Linked DNA regions of Homo sapiens: region 2 is linked to region 1. A link is a loop called in an ENCODE intact Hi-C map of the cell type or tissue named here. Cell type or tissue: MCF 10A. All regions are shown on one strand. Each heading gives the region's core, and the rest is flanking DNA. Links, peaks and the distances in the headings are about the cores only.

What was found. Hi-C counts contacts between places; a loop is a spot of excess contacts. Peaks named below come from ENCODE experiments on the same cell type or tissue, not always from the same donor. Only the 100,000 strongest peaks of a DNase experiment are listed, where the experiment ranks them.
Region 2: a loop joins it to region 1, with 6 times the contacts of the local background. A loop is called at or near these places in 2 of 110 quality-filtered maps.

Annotation. Positions count from the first base shown.
Region 1 is chr12:131,092,027-131,094,929 of GRCh38, forward strand. All of the region lies in intron 15 of ADGRD1 (adhesion G protein-coupled receptor D1), which reads left to right. Among named protein-coding and RNA genes, the nearest start is that of LINC01257, 72 kb to the right of the region's middle. RefSeq lists an enhancer at 1-72. In MCF 10A, for the core only: no CTCF peak of the experiment used is centred there; a DNase peak (open chromatin) is centred at 1,265.
Region 2 is chr12:130,760,477-130,763,379 of GRCh38, forward strand. LOC105370080 (a long non-coding RNA gene) reads left to right here. Exons shown (of 5, transcript XR_002957439.2): 2 at 263-330; 3 at 822-1,061; 4 at 1,713-1,927; 5 at 2,528-2,647. Among named protein-coding and RNA genes, the nearest start is that of RIMBP2, 46 kb to the left of the region's middle. RefSeq lists enhancers at 1,424-2,229, 1,474-1,623. In MCF 10A, for the core only: a CTCF peak has its summit at 1,391 (motif pointing right); no DNase peak of the experiment used is centred there.

The DNA.
Region 1 (2,903 bases), core at 196-2,695:
AGGCCAGAATGCCACATGCGTGCTGGTTTAGTCGGTGGATCCCAGTCATGCTGGCACAACTGGTCTGTACTGCCGCAGGTAGGTGGGAGCTCAACTTTCTGTCCTCCCTAAGGACTGGCTGGCAGGGTGCGAGGGAGTGAGGACCTGAGGTTAACACAGGGGTGGATGCAGGTGTGGGCTGGCTCAGCCAGGGACCGAGAGGAGGGCTCAGGCGTGCACTACTCAGCGTTTCTTGCTGAAGCCACACACCCAATGAAGGTGCTGGGCATGGGGACTGGTGCCGTGGAAGGCATTTGGGCCTGGCCTTAGGGAAAATTCAGCTGCACCTACTCCTGGCGCTTGTGTTCCCCGCTCAGGGTGTGCAGGCCAGGGAGGTGGTCTGGTTGTCTAAGGTGGGAGAGCCCCCGATATTGATAGACAGTCCTGCCAAGGCTGCACCCAGTGGGAAGGGCAGTGGTCGAGGAGCGTGTGGGAGGTTGGGAGGAGTCCCAGGGCCCGCCACGGTGCGCTCTTTCTTCCTGCAGGTGGCCACTTCCTCCCAGGCGGCCACTTCCCAGGCTTCAGGCATGGGAAGCGTCCCAGGCATGGGCACCTGCCTTGGGGTGGCTCTGACCTGGGGGGTGCAGGAGCCCTGTGCCAGTACAGGAGCACCTGGGAATGCCAGTCCCCGAGCACCCGCTCCTGGGGCCTGGTGGTCACAGGGAAAAAGCATTTCAATAGGACGGTCATGAACCGTGGTCTGAAGGCTGACTCTGGCCAGTGACTGGGCTTCTCCTAGCCCACAGAGGCTTAAATTTTTAAAAATTGGTTGTCAGTATTCCAAAACACAGACATTTTATCTAAAATTTGGGATTTCTTTTTTTTTTTTTTTAAATAAAACAAGAAGAGGAAGATGTGGCCACGCTGGGCTTCCCCCTCTGGCTGGAAACGATGCTGGAGGCGAGTGGCTACCACCCCTGCACTCAGGGCGAGGTCCCCAGGGCCCCCCGGTCCCCATGGCCTCCCCGTACCACAAGCAGCTGCCCCTCCTCATCACGTTCGCATCGCTCTTCTGCTTTTAGGAGACAGTGAAATGCTTCCTGCTCTTGTCTTGGTGGGAAAGTGACATATGCACTGAGAAGGACTTGGGTTAGAACTGTGGGAGGGAGGATGCTTGTTTTGGCAGCACAGTCCCACCTGGTGGTTATGTCTGCAGGCCCCCACTGGCCTCCTGAGCTGATGCCCTGCCTCTCAGGAGGCATTTGAGGTTGTAGTTTCTGAGTCAGAGGAGTCCGTGTCCTGAAACCAACTGCAGGCTTTTCTGGGCATTTCTAAATCTAGCTATGGGTGGGAAAGGAAGGGCACCGTGGGGGCACACCACGCCTTCCTGAGGCAGGAACGGCAGTGCAGCCTCCGCCCAGACCCATGGTTCTAGGCCCCGTGCCCCGCGGTTACCCAGCCAGGTGCAGCCTTGAGCCTCTCAGATGGGCCCTGGCTCCAGGGAAGGGCACAGGGCGGGCAGTGGCAGGGGCCTGAATTACACGGTGTTGCTGGGAGCTGTGAGAACCACTCTGAGCTGTATTTGCGGTCCCGAGGGTGTGTCACAGGCGGGACTGTGCCAACTGCAGTGCCGGCAGCCGCAGCATGTACAGCTCAAGTCAGAAACAGGCTCCCTCCACGGGGTCTCTGTGTGAATGTTAGCCAGACCACCTCCCAATAACACCTCCTGCATGCAGCTGGGGTTAGTAGTGGCCCCTCTGCCTCCCAGCCAGCTGGACACACAGGTCCCTCCCAGTGATGTGCCAGGTGGCCTTGGGCAGGTGCCTGCTCTGAGCCTCAGTTTCCCCGCTGTGACATGGGTGGGACCCTTTCCTTGTGGAGCTGTGGTGGTGATGAGGAGGCAGAAGTAAGCACAGCTCAGGCCCAAGCACCCAGCCTCAGCAGCACCCAGCCTCAGCACCCAGCCCTGAGCACCCAGCCTCAGCACCCAGCCCTGAGCACCCAGCCTCAGCACCCAGCGTCAGCACCCAGCCTCAGTCCCCAGCCTCAGCACCCAGCCTCGGCACCCAGCCCTGAGCACCCAGTCTCAGCACCCAGCCCTGAGCACCCAGCCTCGGTACCCAGCCCTGAGCACCCAGTCTCAGTACACAGCCTCAGTACCCAGCCTCAGCACCCAGCCCCAAACACTGCCTGACAGAGTGAAGTCACAGTGAGCCATGAGTATGAGGTCCCTAGGGATGTCCTGGCCCTGAGGACCCCTGAGAGTGGAGTGGGAGTGGGGTGGGGTGGAGCAGGCCTGGCTACTGCACCTGGGACTGCAGCCATCCCAGCATTGACCCGTTCATGGCCACAAGTCTCCTTCCATTCACTCTTCATAAGGAAGGTTCAGTCCTGTGGCTGTGGGCACCGGGGCAGGACGGTCTATTGCCCTGTTGATGGGGGTGGGGGTAACTGTGGAGGCTGGAGGGGCTCCAAGGAGAGGCCCCTCCACCCATCCCTGGACCCCTCTAATCCTGGAGGCAGAAGAGGGTCCTGCCTTGCCCAGGAGTAACAAGGAAGTTGGTTTGTTCAGCAGCGCCCCCCCGACTCCCCAAGCAATACTGTGGTTCACCAGTGTCTTCTGGCTGAGTGGGGAGGGCATGCATCCTCAGTACCATCCTCTTAGAGACCCAGAAAATTGTCACCATCCCTTCTGATTTCCCAGCCTGTGCAGTTCTTCCAGAAGGAGAGGGTGGTGGGCAAAGCCTGCTGGGTCCTTCTGCATGGGCTCCTTACCATTCCACCAGCAAGCCCTCCAGGTGCACGGGTGCACGCTGTTCCCGCCCCGCCTTACAGATGAGTTTTCCTGAGCCCTGTCCTGGGCTGCTGAGAGCTGGGCTGGGGATGGGAGCTGGGAGCTCACCCGGGGGAGGCGCAGGGGCATG
Region 2 (2,903 bases), core at 83-2,582, 330 kb before region 1:
GGAAGTGGGTCCCACTGAAGGAGGCTGAAAGGGCAAGGGGAGATGTGGTTATCGCCGTGAAAGTCTCCTGGGTCCAACACACCCTCCCAGTTCACGCTCATTCCCTTTGGAGGGACTGAGTCACCTCCCCAGACACCCCAAAGATATGGGAATAAAGTGGTTATATCAGAAAAGGAGATCTCTCCAGCGACAGGGGTATCTCTCAGTGTGACTTCTTGGAGTCAAGGTTTTCTGGAAGCTGAGAGTGTGTCTGCCCCTCCAGGTCTGCCTCCACCCCAAGAGGACCTCGTGGACGTGGTGCCTCAGGCTCCACCATCCCCAGGAGAAGAGGTGGGTGTTTGTCATTTCCTGCTCCACCCCTGCAGGCCAGATCTGAGGGCGGCTGCACCTCCTGCTCCCTCGGCAGCCCCTCGTGTTCCTGTGTCCTCCCCTGTCCTCGGCCCTACTCTGTGGGCCTCCGGGGACCATTCCCTCTCTGGTCCCCACAGGCTTGGGCGAGGCGACCACTTCCCACTTTGCTGGTCCCAGGATGCATCCCATCCATGAGAGTCCCCTTAACCTTGACCTCTGGAAAGAGCCCCATCACTTTTCTCTCCATTCACCCATGTCAGGAATGTTGAATTCCTTTGCTAGCAACACGGAAAGCCTCGATCGGATCCTGTCGTCGCGCTGCCTAAAGCCCGGTGACAGCTTCCCATGGTGCTTAGAATAGAATGCGAAGCCCAACGGGCCCTGCCCAAGCTTCCACCTCCCTCCCAGCCTCCTCCCCTCACTGCACCACCAACAGCCACCACCTTTTGTCTCCTCTGATGTCCCATCAGTGCCATGCTTGGACTCGTTTTTGCTGTTTTTGGGACAGTGGTGCCATTCCCCTCCCGTGACTGACTCCTGCGTGCAGTCCCTAATCTGCCCATCACCGCCGGGGCACTGTCCACAGCATTCTGTTGATTTCCTCCACACTGTCTAACACAACCTGAAACAACCTCATCTGCCCACCACGTCTCATCTGTGCCTCCCTGCCTGGAACGGAGCTGCAGGAAGGCAGCGATGTTTGTCTGGAGGTGAGCACTGCGGTGGGCATTTGCCCCGCACGTGGTGGGTGACCATTGGGCGGGTGGGCACCCCCCGAGGCCTCAGAGCAGCAGACGCCCCTCCCTGAGCCTGGTTGGGCCTGCACCACAAGCAGCACCCAGGTCCCACAGGTCCCTCTCCACACACAGCTCAGTGCAGGCCGTGAGCAAGTGGTCGCATGCACACTGCTGACCACCTGCCTGGCATGGCGTCTGGTAAACAGCAGGTGGATATTGGTGTAGATGTGCCACCTCGAATTGCTAGATTGGGCAGAACCCCGCTAGAGCCCATCCAGTTGCAGACACAAACCCAGGGCCCAGCAGATGGTGCTGTCTGCTAGGACAAGGCTGGAGAGCAGTCGCTCCATCCAGTCACCGTTTCCCGCATCTGGACGCCTGCATCATCCCCTGGACAGCCATGCAGAACCCGCCCTGTGCAGGCATTGGAGGGCCGGGGACAGGAGGCTAACCCTCCATGGTGGGGTCCAGGCTACCCCGCACAGCATCCTGCAAGGCAAGTTCCGCACCGCGACCACAGGCGGCCACAGCCCCGCCACTGAGCACTCAGGGGCAGCCGCGGTGCAGGAGCAGAAGTTTCTGTCTCACTTTGTTTTTATTTCAGTGTCCACCCCCTGGTTGCAGGTTCCCTGTTCGCTGGTGCGGGTCTATGAGGAGGAAACACACAGAAACCAAAAGATGGAATCAGGCTGTCTCGGGCCACTTCCTTCCGCCACAGCTCTGCCTGGAGTGCCAGCCCCAGCACAGGTGAATACACAGAACCAGCGCCTCCCTCCTGGAGCTTTCCTGGGGAGACCAGTGAGGGTGAACAAGGAAGCGGATAGAGAACTCCCCGCAGCGTAAGTGCAGTGGGGACATTTGTGGCAGGGAGTGCCTGGGGAGGGTGGTCGGGGAAGGCTGCCCCAAGGAGTTATCATCTGAGCAAGACCCAAAATTGTAAGAAGTAGCACGCGGCGCTCCCAGGGAAGAGCATGCCAGGCTGGAGGCCCTGCGGAGGGGACAAGTTCAGCAGCTTGGAGGACCAGAGAGAAATCCAGGTGGGTACTGGCCAAGGTGGAGGTGTGAGAAGGAGGGCTGAGGACGGCTGGGGTCACACAGCACCAAGTTGTACCAGCCCAGGCACAGTTAACCATTCATTTTAAGAGCAAGTGAATCCCACATGCTTGACCCAAGGAATTGCTGGAAAGGTGCTGACGGATCCAAAGGATGTAGAGTTCAATGCCAAAGGGTGTGGCAGTCACCTCTCAGAGGCTCGGAGCAAGTGGCAGGGCAATCAACTCCCCTGCATTTCCATCCACAGTGCACTAAATGCCACTGAATCATCCGTCCACAGTGCACTAAATGCCACTGAATCGTCCACTCTGGAGTAGTTGATAAGATTGTTAACTTATGTTATGTGAGCTTCACCGTGAAATAAATGTGTGTGTCTTCATCCACAGCTCCTGCCTCCTAACTCACACAGCCCTGGTTATAGCCTTTTGTTATCACGTTGGGGCAGTTTAGGCCTCAGGAAGCTGAATCTCAAGACCCTAATCTGACTGTGGGTCAGAAGATCCTCATTCCAGGGTGGGTTCTGCCTCATCCCCTAGAGGAAGAAATGCTGCCGAGAAGCTGAGAAGAGTCTGGGCCAGGCGTGGTGGCTCATGCCTGTAATCCCAAGACTGGGAGCCCAAGGCGGGCAGATCACCTGAAGTCAGGAGTTCGAGGCCAGCCTGGCCAACACGGCAAAACCCCATCTGTACTAAAAATACAAAAATTAGTCGGGCATGGTGGCACGTGCCTGTAAAACCAGCTACTGGGGGTGCTGAGCCAGGA